Regions from separate parts of the Homo sapiens genome. Here region 2 is linked to region 1. A link is a contact called in ENCODE Hi-C or POLR2A ChIA-PET data. All regions are on one chromosome and are shown on one strand. The core of a region is the stretch at or near the end of the contact, and the rest is flanking DNA. Distances in the headings are between cores, read along the strand shown. Region 1 overlaps L3MBTL4 (L3MBTL histone methyl-lysine binding protein 4). Region 2 overlaps L3MBTL4 (L3MBTL histone methyl-lysine binding protein 4).

Region 1 (6,462 bases), core at 2,416-4,915:
GCAGACCTGCTCAGGCTTTTGGACTGGTTGCACTGCCCTCCACCGTAGGCCTGGGTGCCCATATAGCTGAAGCCAGGGCTAACTTCCACATCCATTAGCTCCTCACAACCAGTGCTACATCTACTGTTGGAATTAAAGTACAATTAAACCACGTCCTCAGGCACTGTAATGGCTTATTTTGTGTCCTACTCACAGATGTATAAGGGAGTAGGGCCTTTCAGTTTTGTGCATGCCCAACCCAGCAGGACTTGTTGCTCAGTATCTGCACGTGGAGAGCAGGGTAGGAAGTGACCGGGCAGGAGGATGCCTAAAAAGAAGAAACTTCAAAATAAGAGCCACTCCAGTCTCCTGGTCAGGTTGATGCTGGTGTTCCTTCAGTTATGGTGTCTCCTCTGCCAGTAAAGGTCTAAAAATACATGCTGGGTGATTGGGGTGTAGTATCGATCAAAATAAGTTAATTAATGATGTCTCAAGCTGTGTGAAGCAGATAATAAACTAAAAGATTGCTCTCTAGCCATCAAAAAATAAGCTGCATGGAGGTCTTGTATTGGATGACTAACCTATCAAAAGTTACTATGGATTTTCCTGCACTTTTGTGAAGATGACCCCAGGACTATCTGCTGCTCGTGTATGAAATTGAGGAGTGGGTGAGATTTCATGTTACAAACAACTCCCAGCCTTTTCAGCAATGAGTATATTTGACAAGTAAGACACCACAGGATAAAAACTCACTGTTTTCACTGGTGCAGAATAAGTCAGCATTTGCCACTGCCTTATCTATCCCTGCAGTACAATTCCTCTGAAGGCGCCACAGTCCCATTATGTGTTAAGCACCCCTGCTACACCGCACCATGTGTCAGGTTCACGCTCTGCCATGCAGCTCTGGGGATGAATGGGAAATGGCTGCCCTTGACTTCTTACTCTGTTCATGAGGGCTGAAAAAATAAATGGACAATTTCCATAAAGGGTAGCCAGTGGCAGGGTACCCAGGGGCAGCCTTGGGGAGGCAGGACTTACCTCCTCCTGGGCTGAGGGATGCCACAGAGGGTGATGAGGCCTGAGGGTGGCAAGGAGTCTGTGCCCCAGCCCAAGTGCTCTGGACAGGGCCTGTGCACCTGGAACCCCAAACCTCTGGGTCTAGAGAACCCTAAAGATAGACTTCTGGGATTGGGGATCCCTTGAAAAAGTGCTTGTTGGAATAGTATCAACAGCAGGAACTCAAACCCTGCCCTCAGGAATGAAAGCTGGAGGCTGAGCTCCTTCCTAGAGTCGTGACTGCCTCCTGCTCTAGGACGTGTCTTATCTGCCACTTCCCTGCATATTAAGTGACTTATTCCCTCAGGATGCTACTGTGTTTGCCAATCAGCCCCTTGCAAGAGCCTGCATTGGGGCAGCAAGGCACAGGGAGCCTGATGCTCCAGGCCAGTCAGCCTGGGTGGGAGAAGCGCAGAGGACAGGGGAGGCCATGGCAGCCCCTTGGGGAGGGAGGGAGCTGACTCAGTTCCTGGATGGAACCAAGGAAGGAGACAGAGATGTGCAGAGGTGAGTGGAAGACTCTGGGGCCTAGTTTGGGTAGCCACTGAGGAAACCATGAGGAGACGGAGGCCTGCCTGGAGGAACAGCCGCAGCTTGCAGGGAGGAGCTGGGCACCACAGGGCACATGCCCGCCTGGGAGGAGGGGCCTCTCAGTCCTCAGAGATGCCACTGTGTGGAGCAGGCAGTGGGGCTGAGGCTGGCCTGAGTGCAGAGGGACCACTTCTCCCTGGATGAGGGAGCAGGACTGAGGTGGGAAGGTTACCCATTGAGAGCTGTTGTAAAGCCTGACAGCCGGAGCCCCAAGGATCTGGCTGTCCCCTGGAGGTTGGAGAGGAATGCCTGAAAGATGCCCTCCGGAGTCCAGAGACTCCTAAACTCGGTTCCCTCAGTCCTCCCTGCCAGGACACAAGACCTGGTAAGGAAACAGCAGCTGGGTTGCCGCACACTCCTTTAGCATTGAGTGATTTGGGGTTGGGCAGCGACACTTTTAGAGAAAGTGGCTCTAACTCTGAACAGTTCCTAACCTAGTTTTGAAAGTCATTCTTTGCTTTTGTAGTAAATGAAAAATATCCCTGCCTTCTGGCCTGCGTGCGTTCATTCAGCCTTCATTCATCCACTCAACAGGTATTTGTTGAGCATCAGTTATAAGCCAGACAAACACATGGCTCAGAGTCTCAGGGCAAATGAACCATGGAACCAACACAAGCACCCAAGTCATCCCCCAGACAGACTCTTCCGCTCCTCTAGACTGTCCATGACCTCCTGTCTTCACGCCTTCTGTTATTGGATTTCTGGGGCAGGGTGTAATCCAGGCTACTCAAGCCCTGTTATCATTACTCCACAAGAGTCATGTTAATTGGATCCAGCCACCCAGCCTCTTCCTGCACCCAGGGTGGGTCTGGAGAGAGGCCATGGGCTCAGCACTCTTCTGGACACACACCATCCCAGCAGAAGCAGAATGCTGGCTACTTACAGAGTTTGAAAGTTTCTACTGGCCGTATTTAACGTAATCAGAAGAAACAAGTAAAATTAGTTTTGACGACATATTCTATTTCACCCAATAGATCCAAAACATCATTTCAACATGTAAATCAAGATTCAAAAAATTATTAAGGAGATATTTTACATTCTGCTTTTTCTACTAAGTGATCAAAATCCAGGAGGTACTATAGCACATCTCAGTTTGCACGCTTCACATTTCAGGTGCTCTGTAGTGTGGCTAGTGGCTACTGTTATTGGATAGTACACAGGTGTGGGGCATCCAAGGCTCTTCATTCAACTTCTAACCCTCTCGATAGCCCACTAAGCAGTGGACAATCTCTGACTCTTGTGTGCTTCATCTCCCATATTTATATAAAATTGGTTAAGAGACTGCTTGTGATGAGGGAAGACCAATAGCTAAAATTAGAAAACTGCAGATATTCGTTTATGAATTCTGGATAATAAGGGTATGAGAAACAGAAGACAGTGCAGCAGACAGGCCATGCCCATGTCTGAGGAGCAATATGACTTGGCATCTAAGAAACAGCATGTGCTGAGTGCCTGCTGTCAGAGAGAGGAGCGTTCCTGAGGAGCTCCTGTTCCCATACGGAAATAGACAGTTGTCCTGCACATCATGGTGAAGCCTCTCTTGTTCTGCTTTTTACTTTTGTTTTGTGGATAAAGAAATGGAAATGAAGGGGAATGAGTAGACTCAGAAGCATCAAAATCAAGAGAAGAAAGTGCAGCTGAGAAATGATAGCTTCAAGCACGTTCAGTACGCAGGGCATGAGAACAGGTGATCGTGGGAAGAAAACAACGTTCCCAGCTGAAAAGCCATCTCTGAACATTTCCTTGCTTCTCCAGCAGAAGTCACTATGGAAGCACAGGTCCTGGGTGGAGTAACTTCTCAGTCAGTGCCAGATAAATTGATGGGACTTGGTCGGTGACTGTCACAGATTACACAGTGGGTGAGAGCAATCACATAATTGGATTTGGGGACCGACTGCATTTTTTTTATTTCCTCCTTTTTGCAGCAGAGAACACAGTAGAACTGCTACCCCTTTCATTGAAGAGAAGGTTACTTGTGAAATGGGTCTCCGTTTTTAGTGGGATTAAAAATAACTCAAGGCCCAGTCATGCAGACTGTGGTTTACCATTTATGACTCACTTGCTTCAGTTTTGTTTTGTGAGGCTTTTGTGAAGAAACAGACATATTTTTAAAGAACATTTCCATAAAGGATTTTCCTTCTCATTTGTCAGGGTAGAGCAGAGGTGGGAAGGATGGGTGAGAGGGCAGAGAAGAAATCAGGGACCTACCATTATGTTATTTTCAGACAAAATTAAATCCTTTAGTTTCTAAAAAATATTCTTCCTCTTTTTAAAAAAAAAAAACAAAACAATAGAGACAGGGTTTCTCTGTCACCCAAACTGGGATGCAGTGGTGCGATCATAACTCATTGCAGCTTTGACCTCCTGAACTCAAGTGATCCTCCTGCCTCAGCCTCCCAAGTAGCCAAGACTACAGGTGCATGTCACCATGCCCAGCTAATTTTTTCTTTTTTGTAGAGACAGGGTCTCACCGTGTTGTCAAGTCTGGTCTTGAACTCCTGGCCTCAAGCAATCCTCCCAACTTGGCCTCCCAAAGTGCTGAAATTACAAGTGTGAGCCACTGCACCTGGCTGAATACTTTTCTTTTTAATCTGTGGAATGGGAAGCAGACGGTGCTCTGCCTCGTGTCGCAAGTCTGTTTGGTCGTTTCACTGGAAAGGCAGCCCTAGGTCACACGCTGTCCACAACTGGCAGGTCTGGCTGTCTCAGGCACTCTGGAAAAATTGGCCTTCCCCTGGCTGTGGCGTTCTGACTTTTAAAGGCAGATAGACTTACCAGTGGACTTGCATCTCATCAGGGAATCAACCAGGTTCCAGTGTGTTTATTGCCTCTATAGGAAGGGCAAGCAATGACTTTTCTTTGGAGATGGGTTACTCCTCTCTGAGTGCTGCTAGACTCAAGATCCATGGCCAAGTCTTCCAGTGCTGTGGTCCAGGGCCTCTTCAGACCCTGCAGCTGGACACAGAGCTGAACATATCTGAACATATTGGCCTTGGAAACTTGAGGGTACAGTATATCTGTAAGCACCTTGAATGAAATCTTTAAGCTCTTCATCATATATTTTTTTAAAGGCCATAAAATCCAAAAGAAACACCCATAGCAAGGAAAATGGTAGCAAAACAATTCTTTCAACCAAATCCCCCAATGACAAACCACTGACATTACAAGTTTTATGTATTCTGTTTTCTAGAAGGAGAAGGCATCCTACACGTAAGGACATCTTTATTTATTGTCACATTGGTGTTAGAGGCAAAGGCAGTATTACATATACATTTCATTTTCTGGTGCAGAGAACATTTTGATTAATTAAAATGTTAAAACCTCCAGTAGGAGGGCTGCTTTTGCAGGCTGAATTTCCTTGGCTGACTTTTAGGGGAGCTGGATAGGAGTCATGACGGCAATGAGGTCGTGCAACTGGGAAGCATCTCATGTCCCTCAGCTGTGTTAGGTGGAAACAGGGCTGTGATGCCAGCTCTGGTGGATGAAGTACACAAGTGACCCTTCTGCCCTGTCATTGTGGCAAACATCCTTATCAAATCTGGAAGGCTCCATTTACCCAAAATGCCCAAGATAGAAGAATCTGATCCGTCTGATTTGATGAGAATGGTTTCTGGAAACGGTCTATGCCTTCATCATCAGCTTATGTTCTTTAATTTATTAACAACTTTTTAGTGAGTATCTGATGTGACATAAATCGTGCTGGGCTTTGTAAAAAAAAGTTAAAATCAGTATATTCGCATATTACAAAAATTTATGCAAATTTTAAGTGGATATTTTCAAAAGTGTAATTTTATGCACAGAATTTAAAATAATGCAAATCACCCTAACTTTTAAAAGCCTGTCAACAGTCACATAATTTCTAAGCTGGCAGGCCAAGAGCATTTTAGCATCTGACACGGTTGCCACACATCGGCAACAGGCTGCCTGGGAAGCAGATGTCCACCCTGCAGTGGCAGATCTCACTTCCTTCCACTAGGACTTCTGCAAATGATTTCAGTGGCCACTGCACTGTCATTCCAGGACCACTCAGGTGTGAAATCTGAACACAGCCCTCAAGACCCTGAATCTCAGTCCGGATTTCACATTTTGTGAGTTTCAGACACATTAGCCACACTGGCTTTGGAAGTGGTGTATGTCCCCACATTCACTATCATTACAACTTAAAATACCTTTATAACTTGTAACAGTAACATAATATCTGACATGTATTGAACACGTTATGTACCAGGAGCTGTCCAAATCACAACTCAATGAGGTATAAGTTTTGCTCTTACTCCGTTCTATTCTATTCTATTCTATTCTATTCTATTCTATTCTATTCTATTCTATTCTATTCTATTCTATTCTATTCTATTCTATTCTCTTCTGTTCTATTCTATTCTATTCTATTCTATACTATTCTATTTTTTGTCTCCCTCCTATTACCCCATTTTAGAGTTAGAAAACCTTGATATGTAGAAATTAAGTACCTAATCCCAGGTCACTCAGCTATTATGTAGGGAGATCACTAGGCCACAGAGCTCCTGAGGCAAGTACACACAAGCATTTTTTCAGCTAGACCTGACTATCCCGCCCCAAAATCATCAGCTGTAGAAGACATTAGACCTGCTAAAGAGTACAAAGAAGGCAAAACAGCCCCCGCGAAACACTCCCCAAATGCAAATTAGTCTTGCGTTGTGTTAATTTAGAATCAGGCCGCTTCCCTTTCTCAATCCTGACCTCAAGAGGTTTGCAAATCGCAGTTAAAGTAGTACCTGCCACTGAGTATTCACAACACACTGGGGACCTTGCCAAGCACCTTCTGCCAACTTCTCCTTTTCCCTCACACCAGCCCTG
Region 2 (7,156 bases), core at 391-2,890, 56 kb before region 1:
GAAGAAAATAGATCATAAAATGTTACAATAGGCAAAGACATTATATATTAATAAAATATTTAATACCACAAAAGGATATAACAATTATAAACATTTGTGCACCTAATAACAGACCATCAAAACATATAAAACAAAAACTGAAAGAATGGAAGGGAGAAGTAGACAGTTATATGGTAATAATGGATGGAAAAATCACACATACATAAGGAAATAGAGGACTTAACACAATGAAGCAGCTATCTAACCGATACATACAGGACACTACCCAACAGCGGCATACAGTCTTCTTAAGTGCACAAGAAACATTCTCCAGGACAAAACATAGGTTAGGTCACAAATTAAGTCAAAATGAGGCATATACATACAACGGAATATTATTCAGCCTAACAAAGGAAGGCAATTTGCACATATGCTACAAAACGGATGAACTGTGAGATGAAATAAGCCAGTAACAAAAAGACAAATACTTTATGATTCCACTCATATGAGGTACTTATAATAGTCAAAATCATAGAGACAGAAAGTAGAGTGGGGCTTGCCAGGGCTGGGAGGAGGGGAGAATGGAGAATTGTTTACTGGGTCAGAGTTTGAGTTTAACATGTTGAAGAGTTCTAGAGATGGATGGCAGTGATGGTTGCATAACATTAGGGATGTATTTAATACCACTGAACTATATACTTAAAATGGTTAAGACGGTAAATATTGTGTGTATTTTACCACAATAAAAAAAAAACAGGATAAAAAACAATTCAACAGTACAGTACAAAGGACCCCATGTGCTGATTACCAGCCCCCACAATCACAACCCGTGGTCAGTTCTGCCCCCCTCGACCTGTATTATTTTGATGCAGATTGTGTGTGTGTGTGTGTGTGTGTGTGTGTGTAACATATTTCATGAAAACGCAGATTCCATTCAGTGATATAAAACAGCACATCATAAGCTTTTTTGCACGTAACTTGTTGTTAGTTCTTTTTTTTTTTTTTTTAATTTAAGGCCGAGTGCGGTGGCTCATGCCTGTAATCCCAGCACTTTGGGAGGCCGAGGCAGGCAGATCACGAGATCAGGAGATCAAGACCATCCTGGCCAACGCAGTGAAACCCCGTCTCTACCAAAAATACAAAAAATTAGCCAGGCGTGGTGGCGGGTGCCTATAGTCCCACCTACTGGGGAAGCTGAGGCAGGAGAATTGCTTGAACCTGGGAGGCAGAGATTACACTGACCTGAGATTGCACCACTGCACTCCAGCCTGGGCAACAGAGCAAGACTCCGTCTCAAAAAAAAAAAGAAAGAAAGAAAAAATGGTGGAAAGGGTGGAGAAATTCCTTTTAATGGGTACAAACCACACAATGCAGGTGACCATTACTCTAAAAGCCCAGGCTTCATCACTATGCAATATATCTGTGTAACAAAACTGTACTTGTGCCTGCTAAATCTGTGAAATTAAAAAAAAAAAAAAACCATGAATCTGATTTGCCTTTAGTCACCAGATGACTGCAGATAGGCACACAGAGGTGTGAGACAGCACTTTCCATTTGCCCTTCATCTCTTGTTCCTCTGCCATTCCCCATGAAGCCGTGCTGGGGCTGACCTGCTGGAGGATGAGACCTGTGAAGCTGAGTCAGCTGCCCTGGTCATCCCAGCCAAGGCCATGTCCTCTCTGCTCAGCCAACAACTGTCCAACAAACATGTGAATGAGCCCTGCTGAAATCAGAACTGACCGGCCCACCTGAGCCTAAATTCCTGACAAACAGATGTGTGAACTAAGTAAATACTTAAAAAAATGAGATGCTGATGGTCCCTGAATTTCTCAAGAGGCAAAGAATGGTCCCACCTCGCAACTTATAAATGTTCAGAAGTTAGACGGCCACAAAGAAGTAGCACCTCATATACATTCTCTTGCTATCTACAATAAGGTGAAGGAAGGCATTTATCTTCTCTGCAACCAGAAAACCTATAACCCAAATGCCCAGGAACACAAGAACACTGTTCACCATTCTGCTGTGCTTATTAGCAGAAGATATATCAGCTCACAAAATCCCCTTTGAAACAGAAACTAAAATAATGCTCAATGATCATTCTACTCCCACGGGGGAGGAGGGAGAGGAGCATAAATCAGGACAAGAGCTGGGTTTAGAACTTGGATCACGTGTGGCTTTTCTCCATGATCACAAACCCCAGCTTCCTATAATTAATAATTGGATGTATTAAGTGTTTTATGGAGCAGTCCAGCCAGAGAGCAACTATAAAATGGAAACATGGACCAGCTTGGTAAAGGGAAAGATGAAATTGTAGAATTAATTTGTTTGTTCGTTCATTGAGTATTTCATAACAATAAACTTATTGTATTTATAAAGGGAAAAACCTCTGGGTGTAATTTGGCTGCCTGGTTGTTTATATCCTACAGTGCAGTTTCAGTATGTTTCATGTTAGTGTGCCTGTTTTAAAATGTTTTACTTCATTATCGTAAGACGTTTTTAATGCAATGAAACTTCAAGCCAGAAAAATCTTAGAAAATTAACGAAATAGGGAGTAGAGAGAAATGGAGATAGCATTAAACTAAATACAAAGAAAAAATTGAAACAAATTTTTTTATTTGACAAAAATTAGCCGGGTGTGGTGGCAGGCACCTGTAATCCCAGCTACTCAGGAAGCTGAGGCGAGAGAATCGCTTGAACCTGGGAGGTGGAGGCAGTGAGCTGAGATCGTGCCACTGTACATCACCAGCCTGGGCGACAGAGTGAGACTCCTTCTCCAAAAAAAAAAAAAAGAGTCTCTTCATTAAAATAAACCTAATACTTCACTTGTTTAGTAAAGCAATGCAAATTAATACCTGATGATAAAGTCAGAAGATGTATATATGTTTGTGTTCCTGCTTTCTTTCATTTCACAGTCTAATTCTCCCAGACTAGGATTTTTGCTAGCTATTTGTTCTATCACCCAGAATTTTGAGAAGGCTTAAAAGCATATTATTGATTTGTGCATTTGGTGCAAAATTCAACAGGTATAAGGGGGTATCTCTCCCTGAACCTGATCCTCAGCCTTCAGTTTCCTCCCTTGGAATAATCACTGTATACTTCTCTTGTGTGTCTTTCTAAAAATATGTTCTGTTTATTTAAATATATGTGTGTATGTGTATTTACACAAGTGATGGCATACCACATACATTGTTAAACAGTTTCCTCGTGTCCTTTAGCAATAAAATCTGACGAGCAGTTCTTAACACATGGAGCGGCACACTATAAGTGACCAGTCCCTGCCCATGGCCATCTGGATGGTTTTCATGTTGCTGTGTAAAGGAGGCTTCAAAGTGTCTTCTGTAGGTGTCAGCTTGACTGGAAAATAAAAAGTGTCTTCTGTACTCATCACTCATGCTTGTGAGAATCTACAGGATAGATTCTGTGTGTGAATCTATCCTATTCTAATCCTTTTCGGCATTTCCTCAGCTACCCTTACTCGTTCATTTTTCCAAATGAACTTTAATATCAGTTTTTCTGGTACAACTTTTTTCCATTCCAGTTGGTTAATTTTTGGATTGCAATAAATTTATGATTTAACTTTTAATTTTACCCTTTGTGAACTTGACCATAGTAAGCTGTTCCCATACTCAAATATTTCCTGTCCTGTAATTGCATTTTAAGTTTTCCTTTATGTAGAACTTGCGTCCTTCTTACGAAGTTTATTCCTAAGCAGTTTATCGTTTTTGTTGCTGCAATAAATGGACGTATTTCTTCCTTGATGTCCTCCACCTAAGATTGTCTGTATGGAAAGATTGTATATTTCTGTGTATTACATTTAATCCTGCCACTGTAATCTCTTCTAATTTGTAATTTTTTTCATGTAATTATTTTGGGTTTCTAGGTAAATAAACATGTCACCTACAAATAATTGTCATTTTACCTATTGAAAGTTCTTTATTCTAATTTTCCCCTTGAACTGAAATATCTTAATTACTTTATAATAGTGTATTTAAGCATACTCCTGGGCAGACAGGGTCAGGGCCCTCTGCGATTGTAGGTGACTGTGTCTCCTGTGTGGCCAGCAAGAACCCTCTAATGCCTTCACTTAATTCTACTTTTGCTTTAATTTTAGTTCTGTTGGCTGTTCTTTTATTTGCTGATAGAAATTACAGTAATTCAATCCTCATATTTGTTTAGTGTTAAAGAACAGTGGGTGAGAAGTAGTCATGGTTTCGGTGATTTAAACTTTCACTTTTTAGGTTTCTTTACAAATTCTGTTTAACATTCAGAGAAAGCAAAATAAGTCACAGCAGTTTAAAATTATCCAGTTTAAAAGGTATGGAGTATTATTTTAATATTGAGTCTATTTTACTCTGGTCTTATTATCTGAAAACTGATAATCTTGTGGGGAACCGAATTAATTCTTTTCTTTCTTCTATAACTTAATTCAGTGGTGACTCCAGTATCACAATGCTGTTAAGTCTCATTAGTATAAACACTAGCTGTGAACTCCCATTCACAATTGCTACAATGAGAATAAAATACCTGGGAATACAAGTTGTGAAGGACCTCTTCAAGAAGAACTACAAACCACTGCTCAAGGAAATAAGAGAGGACACAAACAAATGGAAAAACATTCCATGCTTATGGATAGGAAGAATCAATATCATGAAAATGGCCATACTGCCCAAAGTAATTTATGGATTCAATGCTATTCCCATTAAGCTACCATTGACTTTCTTCACAGAATTAGATAAAACTACTTTAAATTTCATATGGAACCAGAAAAGAGCCCATATATCCAAGACAATCCTAAGCAGAAAGAACTAAGCTGGAGGCATCACGCTACCTGACTTCAAACTATACTGCAAGGCTACAGTAACTGAAACAGCATGGTACTGTTACCAAAACAGATATAAGGTCTGATGGAACAGAGCAGAGACCTCAGAAATAACACCACACATCTACAACCATTTGATCTTCAACAAACCTGACAAAACAACAATGGGAAAGGATTCCCTATTTAATAAATGGTGCTGGGAAACTGGCTAACTGTATGCAAAAAACAGAAACTGGACCCCTTCCTTACACCTTATACAAAAATTAACTCAAGATGGATTAATTAAGACTTAAACGTAAAACCCAAAACCATAAAAACCCTAGAAGAAAACCTGGGCAATACCATTCACGACATATACATGGGCAAAGACTTCATGACTAAAACATCAACAGCAATTGCAACAAAAGCCAAAATTGACAAATGGGATCTAGTCAAACAAAAGAGCTTCTGCACAATGCAAGAAATTATCATCAGAGTGAGTAGGCAACCTACAGAATGGGAGAAAATTTTTGCAAACTACCCATCTAACAAAGGTCTAATATCCAGAATTTACAAGGAACTTAAACAAATTTATGAGAAAAAATCAAACAACCCCATCAAAAAGTGGGCAAAGGATATGAACAGACACTTCTCTAAAGAAGACATTTCTGCGGACAACAAACATATGAAAAAAGCTTATCATCACTGGTCATTAGAGAAATGCAAATAAAAACCACAGTGAGATACCATCTCACGCCAGTTAGAATGGTGATCATTAAAAAGTCAGGAAACAACAGATGCTGAAGAGGCTGTGGAGAAATAGGAATGTTTTTACACTGTTGGTGGGAGCGTGAATTAGTTCAACCGTTGTGGAAGACAGTGTGGCAATTCCTCAAGGATCAAGAACCAGAAATACCATTTGACCCAGCAATCCCATTACTGGGTTTACACCCAAAGAATTATAAATCATTCTACCATAAAGACACATGCACACATATGTTTATTGCAGCACTATTTACAGTAGCAAAGACTTAGAACCAACCCAAATGTCCATCAATGATAGACTGGACAAAGAAAATGTGGCACATATGGACCATGGAATACTATGCACCCATAAACATGAGTGAGTTCATGTCCTTTGCAGGGACCATGCATGAAGCTGGAAGCCATTATTCTTAGCAAACTAACACGGGAACAGAAAACCAAACATGGCATGTTCTCACTCATAGGTGGGAGTTGAACAATGAGAACACATGGACACAGGGAGGGGAACATCATACAGTAGCACCTGTTGCGGGGGTGGGGTCAAGGGAGGGAGAGCATTAGGACAAATACCTAATGCATGTGGGGCTTAAAACCTAGATAATGAATTGATTGGTGCAGCAAACCACCATGGCACATGTATACCTGTGTAAAAACCTGCACGTTCTGCACATGTATCCCAGAACTTAAAGTAAAAAACAAACAAACAAACAAAACACCAGCTGTTTTACTGGTGAGTGGATGTGCAAGTTAATTAAGATTCCTGGTTGCAAGAATATTAATAATCTAGGTTTTATTGTTGTTAAATTTAACATAACATGAGGAAAATTAAGGCAATAAATTATAGATTTGATCTTAGCTTAGAAACCAATTCGTTATGTGACCTTTGGTAAGCCATTTAACCTCTCTACTTAGATATTTTCAACTTATGAATGTGACTGTTATTAAACATTCAATATTAAAGTAAATGTTAATTAATATTCAATATTCAACCCCTTATGTTTGTAATCATACTCTCAGTCACTATTATAAGTCCTCACTAAACAGCCCATGGTGTTGATAGTGTTACTCAGTGTGGTTATTCTGATCCTCACGTGACATTTTAGATGTTGAAATTGAATAGGTGTTCATGACTTCTTCCTTAGCTCTTCAGCAGATTGAGGGAGTGGCTGGGATTAAAACCCACAGTCATATGTTTTTAATCACCTGCTGTCTTTAGCTCACCGTAAGTTCATCAGACTGTCTCCCACAGCTTATTGTCTACCACTTTCTCAGGAAGTTGGTAAAGATTAACTCTTACTTCTTGCTAAAGTCATTACAAATTGGAAATGTTGAATAATACAAATACAAGTTGACCTCCTGGAGATAAGACACTGGCATTGTAAAACACAGTGATGATATTGTAAAATATTTTAACTAAGGAAAATAACCCCACTTGAAATAATGGTCAAAGGGGCACCCACCTAATTTTCTTTAAATTCTATATACCAAGCCTTTTCCTTTCTTCTAATCTAGGACACCAGAATTTGTCTTTTGTTCTAACCATACTTTGTTATGATGTCCTATTTTTATATTTCTAAGGCTAAAAGAATGTTCATTGTAGAAAGAATCAATGGG

Evidence for each region. A loop is a pair of places that touch in the nucleus more often than their neighbours do. ChIA-PET counts read pairs that join two places held with the same protein, here RNA polymerase II (POLR2A). Pooled maps may share reads with other maps.
Region 2: a loop to region 1 is called in a map of psoas muscle, with 4 times the contacts of the local background. The contact joins two enhancer-like sites. A Hi-C loop is called at or near these places in 3 of 168 maps with a recorded cell type or tissue (aorta, endothelial cell of hepatic sinusoid and psoas muscle), 1 of 37 single-sample maps with no recorded cell type and 3 of 50 pooled maps. POLR2A ChIA-PET finds 5 or more read pairs at or near these places in 1 of 52 experiments (AG04450).

What each region holds. Positions count from the first base shown.
Region 1 is chr18:5,972,419-5,978,880 of GRCh38, reverse strand. The region is part of intron 16 of L3MBTL4 (L3MBTL histone methyl-lysine binding protein 4); the gene reads left to right. All of the region lies in intron 1 of LOC121725015 (a long non-coding RNA gene), which reads right to left. Among named protein-coding and RNA genes, the nearest start is that of TMEM200C, 80 kb to the right of the region's middle. Within about 2 kb of position 3,665, at least 2 of the 41 ENCODE cell types and tissues checked have a DNase peak (open chromatin) inside an H3K27ac peak, as active enhancers do.
Region 2 is chr18:6,026,114-6,033,269 of GRCh38, reverse strand. The region is part of intron 16 of L3MBTL4 (L3MBTL histone methyl-lysine binding protein 4); the gene reads left to right. Among named protein-coding and RNA genes, the nearest start is that of TMEM200C, 130 kb to the right of the region's middle. Within about 2 kb of position 1,640, at least 2 of the 41 ENCODE cell types and tissues checked have a DNase peak (open chromatin) inside an H3K27ac peak, as active enhancers do.